Regions from separate parts of the Homo sapiens genome. Here region 2 is linked to region 1. Evidence: chromatin loops called from intact Hi-C (ENCODE). Cell type or tissue: mammary epithelial cell. All regions are shown on one strand. Links, peaks and the distances in the headings refer to the core of each region. The heading gives the core; the rest is flanking DNA. Region 1 holds the start of PKP2 (plakophilin 2). Region 2 has its middle 7.1 kb from the start of DNM1L.

Region 1 (2,914 bases), core at 271-2,770:
GGAAACGTTTCCAACAGTGCGACAAAGCCTGACTAACCAGACATACTACTCGCTCGGGGATCCCGGAGGCAAGCCTCAGTCCAAGAACAGGAGTGACTCTCGAGGGCTCACCTGCCTGCAGGGCAGCCCCTCCCTGCATCGAGCGGAAATCCATCCTGTCCAGCGCGGGGCGTGGGCAGAGCGGGGCGCGGCCCCGGCAGGCGGTATCCGCTGGGACTCCGACAACGTGCGCGACCCCAGGCGAACCGCGCCCCTCTCCCCACCTCCCCGCGGGCGGGTACAAGTCTCCAGGTGTCCGCGCGCTCAGCGGGTCCGGCCCGCCCCCGCCCCCGCCCCCGGGCCCGACTGCGCGTGCCCGGCCGGAGCCGCGCCCCCTCCTCAGGGAAGGCCGGGCGTCCGGCCCACGAGGCCGAGCTCCCCCCCGGCCCGGGCCTCTCACCGGCGCGGGGGGCGGGCCAGGGGCGGGGCCGGACTCGAGCGGGGCGGGGCTCGCGCCAGCGCCCCCAGCTCCGTGGCGGCTTCGCCCGCGAGTCCAGAGGCAGGCGAGCAGCTCGGTCGCCCCCACCGGCCCCATGGCAGCCCCCGGCGCCCCAGCTGAGTACGGCTACATCCGGACCGTCCTGGGCCAGCAGATCCTGGGACAACTGGACAGCTCCAGCCTGGCGCTGCCCTCCGAGGCCAAGCTGAAGCTGGCGGGGAGCAGCGGCCGCGGCGGCCAGACAGTCAAGAGCCTGCGGATCCAGGAGCAGGTGCAGCAGACCCTCGCCCGGAAGGGCCGCAGCTCCGTGGGCAACGGTGAGTGGAGCCCGCCGCTCCCCGGCGCCGCCCCCTGCCCCACACCCGGTCACCTCCTCCTATCCCGCCCTCACCCCGCGTGCTGGGAGTGCGGGACCCCGTGTTCTGCCCACCTGTTGCTCGCCGTCTTCGGTATGACCGACTTGCTTGTGGAAAGCACTCTTTTCCATAACCTATTACTCAGCTTTGTCATATAGGTACCTATGTATATTAAATATTGTACATATCTATCAATGTTAACTAACTCACTTCAAGATTTCACCCCTTTCTTTTTCTACTCCGCCGGTCCGCGCCCCTCACTGGTGCGGACTTAATTTGAAGGTTCAGGGAGTCTATAAACACCTTGAGATGCTATGCAGAATTTTTGGTGTGTACGATCTTTTTCTGGGAGAAGGAGCCCTTCAATTTTATTAGATTTGTTAAATAATTAATGACCCCCATAAATATCTTGGGGAAAAAAACCGACAGCACTGGCGCTCCTACAACCTATAAATTGGGATTGTGCTGTCTTATGCAAGTACTTCGGGGCGCTCCACCCTGTGTGGGAGGCGAGTGGTGGATCTAGGGAGTGAAGAAAAGTAGTTAGGAGGCTTTGGTCCAGGGAACAAACACGCCGAGGAGGAGGTAGGGGACTTTGGCCCTGCCGGCAACAGCCGTGCCCGCCTAGCTGCGCTTCCTACCCCCACCAGTGCGGGCGTGATGCAAGTCTGATCCCTCCAAAAAATTAAACCCGAAGGTGAAAGGGGTGTAAGCACACACATGCACACTATGTTCATGATTGATAGACGGGGGAGGTGGAAGGGAAAGAAGATGGCAAGCCACTTGTGAAAATTAGAGATCATGATGTATCCTTTTCTCCCCTGCTGAAGTCAGGTGATGGGATCAACTCAGTGACCCTTGTTTTACTTCTTGTTGCTGTGTATGTGAGTTTGCATTATAAAAGCACTATGTTGGCTTATAGCAAAAAGAAGAGGAAAGAAATTGAGCAATTAAGTTGGAATATCTGTTTCCTGCAACGTTCAGTTGTTTCTGTATGAAGTAACTTGGGCATTGGCGAATGTAGGCTAACCCATTCTAGTTTCTATTAGGAAAACAGAAAAATTCTAACAGGCCAGACCAGAGATTTCAAACAGCAGAGTCTGGGAGGCTGTACTGTGTGTGTAAAAGAATCCTAAAGGATGACGTAGTCAATATTAACATACTTGAAAGGTAAAGAGAAGATGTTCAATGATCGTAGTTAATATAACTGAGTGCATACTATGTGCCAAGAATTGGGCGATGTGGTTTGCATTCATTTGAGATATATATATATATATGTATTTAAAAACTTGTGAGTTAGGTATTTTCATCCTCATTTTACAGATGAGGAAACTAAGCAGTTAAGTAACACTGAAGCTCTAATAGATGGTAAGTGGCAGAGCTGGTATTTAAACTCCCAAACCTGAATTTTAAACTTATCAGTTTTATCATTAAGTTTTAAAATGATTAATACAAAGTGGGATTTGTTAGATGCTAAGCCTCTCCGTGGCCCCCTCCCATTTTTCTTTAAATAAAATTGAGGAAGTTCTGAAAGGCTGGGGAGGTCTAGAAAACACAGAACTGCTGCAATACATGGAGGGAAAGACCTTATATTTATTTAGACTTAGGGGTCTGACTAAAGACTGCGGGATGAGTGAGGCCAGTCTTTGAAAAGTGGAGCCATTACACCCATTCATTCTCTGTGCCCATAGGTCCAGTGCTAAACTGAAACCAAATCAGCTTCCCCTGCGTAGGAGACACAGGAGGCATATTAGATATTCTTTCTTATCCTCTGAGAATGGCCAGCTAGGAAGAGAGCAAGCAGATACAACTCTTCCATAAATGGAGGGAATGGAGCCATGAACAGAAGAAAAGGGAATGTTGCTGAGCATCTACTATGTGCCTATTCCAGAATCTTCATTATATTCTTGAAACAATTGCTGAGATAGATATGAGAATCCATCTCACATATGAAGTATGTGTCTGTCAGCAATGGTTGGAAATTTAATCCCAACTCCACACATAATCTGTTCTTTCTACAAAGTAATGCATCACCTGTGTGATGAATTCAGCAAGCATCAAATGAGTATGTTCTTCATGC
Region 2 (2,914 bases), core at 195-2,694, 220 kb after region 1:
CGATGGGGTTTCACCATGTTAGCCAGGATGGTCTTGATCTCCTGACCTCGTGATCTGCCCGCCTCAGCCTCCCAAAGTGCTGGGATTACAGGCATGAGCCACTGCGCCTGGCCAACTTTCCCATATTTTTAAATGTACATGTGCTGTACAGCACATAACATCAGAATTCTAATCCCCATAGTTAACCATATGAATTTCTCCATTTTTCCTTGTTGCCCTTTTCACACAATATTATTGAACTATTATTTAAGTGCTTATTGTATGTGAGGCACTATACTAAGCATTTTATCAGAGCCTCGTGAAGTAGGTTTAGAGATGTAGAAACGGAGGCTCCAGGGATTGAAGTGAAGTGGTAAATTTACACAGCTAGTATGTGGCAGAGATGGGATGAAAAGGGGCTTTTTGGCAAACCCCCTTTTTTTTCTTTTTTTTGAAACAGTCTTACTCTGTCGCCACAGTGGTGCGATCTCAACTCACTGCAACCTCTGCCTCCCAGGTTCAAGCAATTCTCCTGTCTCAGCCTCCCCAGTAGCTGGAACTACAAGCGCACACCGCCTCGCCAGGCTAATTTTTGTATTTTTAGTAGAGACTGGGTTTCACCATATTGGTCAGGCTGGTCTTAAACTCCTGACCTCAGGTGATCCACCCGCCTCGGACTCCCAAAGTGCTGGGATTACAGGTGTGAGCCACCATGCCCGGCAGCAAACTCTCAACCGCTACACATTCTGCCTCGTGTATTTATTCCTTTCTTCATTAATTCAACACATATTGATGAAGTACTTGTTAGGCATACGGATCTTAGCCAGGCAGTATATTTTGCTGGAGAGTAGGGAGGAACCGTGGATATGGCACTAACATGCCCTCCCCCTTCACCAATAGTGAGCTCACGAAGGGCAGAAGTGATTATCTTATTTAGCTGGGTTCCCCCACTACCTCGTATGAAGCGTGTTACATAATATTAGTCTACTGGATATGGGGTTTTCTTTTCTTTTTTATTTGGAAAATCTGGAATAACAAGGATTTAAGCAGCTCTGAATTGATATAATTGCAACCAGGACTGGCAATCAAATCTCACCAACACATATGAGTCTGGCTTGGCATAGGACTCCTCATTAGAATAGATGCCAAGTTACTTAGCTAGGGAGTAGCCTGGCTTTGTTCTAACTTAAAATCCCGAATTAGAGGAAGTTTATTTTGGATTAAATTAATAACTGGAAATTAATCGATCTTGGAAAAGGTCAGACTGTTTTTATCGCATGTGTCCAATATCATTTTATGCCAACATTTTGATCATCAATCACAGCCAAGATGCCGGTATCTGCACCTTCAAATCATAGCGGTTAGTGGGGATCTAATGTTAATATAAAATATACAGCTCTGTTGGGGAAGCCTCTTTGTCATATTTTGGAAACTGCCCGTGTTTTGCAAAGATGATAAAGTAAACAGCTTTAATCAATTTGCTACTCCCCAGGCCTCAAGCTTAACACATACTTTGTTAGCAGGTGCAGGAAATTGTTTGCAGATGGTGGAATTGGCCAGATGGTTCAGAAGCCAGAAATTGAATCTGGTGAGATACTGACGGGACCATGAGAGGGCAGTGTGACAACACAATTAAGAGCAGTTAACGACAAAATAACTTGGGAGTTAAGATATGGTCCTGATTTCTTCCCTTTGCTCCACACCCACACCCCAATAGAACGTAGCCCTTCTTTTTATCCTCCTACCATCAAAATTTGTGGCATATTTTAGAAACTATTTGAGATAATAGAGTTATTTTATTTATATTTATATATTTATTTTTGAGATCAAGTCTCGCTCTGTAGCCCAGGCTGGAGTGCAGTGGCACAATCTCAGCTCACTGCAACCTCTGCCTCCTGGGTTCAAGGGATTCTCCCACCTCAGCCTCCCAAGTAGCTGGGATTACAATAGGCGTGGGCCACTCGCCAGCTAATTTTTGTATTTTGTTTATTTATTTTTTTGAAAGACAGAGTTTCGCTCTTGTTGCCCAGGCTGGAGTGCAATGGCATGATCTCAGCTCACCGCAACCTCTGCCTCCCGGGTTCAAGTGATTCTCCTGCCTCAGCCTCCCGAGTAGTTGGGATTACAGGTATGCACCACCACGCCCGGCTAATTTTGTATTTTTTTAGTAGAAACGGGGTTTCTCCATGTTGGTCAGGCTGGTCTCGAACTCCTGACCTCAGATGATCCGCCCTGAGGTGTTAGCTAGACATCCAAAGTGCTGGGATTACAGGTGTGAGCCACTGCGCCCGGCTGTATTTTCAGTAGAGACAGGGTTTTGCCATGTTGGCCAGGCTGGCCTCAAACTCCTGACCTCAGGTGATCCGCCCATCTTGGCCTCTGAAAGTGCTGGGATTACAGGCATGAGCCACCACGCCCAGCAATAGTGATTTTAAATTACAGCAGTGACAACTGAAAATTATATGTTAGACATCCCTGCATTTAAACTACTTCACTTGCCCCATTTCTCAAGCCTTCTCATTAGCCTCTTTACAACTCTACTCCAGGTTCTCAAATGTTGTTTGACATTCTTAGAAGCTTTTCATATCTCCCTTCTCTGTTTTTCTGTTTTTTGTCTCCCTCACACAAACTCAATTTGCTCATATTTGATGGTGAAGAGAAATTTCACTTTTAGCCCTTGGTTAGCTGCTACCTTTGCAGATCTAAAGGCTCCCTAGTACACTATGACAAACAAAAGGGACACCTACTCTGGGACGCAAGATCATGGGAAGCATGACGTGGTTCTGGACTTAATGGTTCTGATGATATTTTCCTGATTCTCAGATAACAGTCGAGATAAAAAGATCCCGAGAGCCAGCTGTCGCTTATGATAAATATACAGTAACTTCTGGTGTACTGATTTTGTGACATTGTTCGGGAAGTAATTCCTGGATGT

What was found. Hi-C counts contacts between places; a loop is a spot of excess contacts. Peaks named below come from ENCODE experiments on the same cell type or tissue, not always from the same donor. Only the 100,000 strongest peaks of a DNase experiment are listed, where the experiment ranks them.
Region 2: it touches region 1 in a loop (4-fold over the local background); 5 of 110 quality-filtered maps call a loop at or near these places.

What each region holds. Positions count from the first base shown.
Region 1 is chr12:32,894,390-32,897,303 of GRCh38, reverse strand. It overlaps PKP2 (plakophilin 2), which reads left to right and starts at 527. Exons shown (of 13, transcript NM_001005242.3): 1 at 527-795. The coding sequence starts at 573. RefSeq lists silencers at 119-218, 419-528. In mammary epithelial cell, for the core only: a CTCF peak has its summit at 1,479; no DNase peak of the experiment used is centred there; H3K4me3 peaks cover 2,230 bases; H3K27ac peaks cover 2,059 bases.
Region 2 is chr12:32,670,773-32,673,686 of GRCh38, reverse strand. No RefSeq gene overlaps it. Among named protein-coding and RNA genes, the nearest start is that of DNM1L, 7.1 kb to the left of the region's middle. In mammary epithelial cell, for the core only: a CTCF peak has its summit at 1,586 (motif pointing right); no DNase peak of the experiment used is centred there.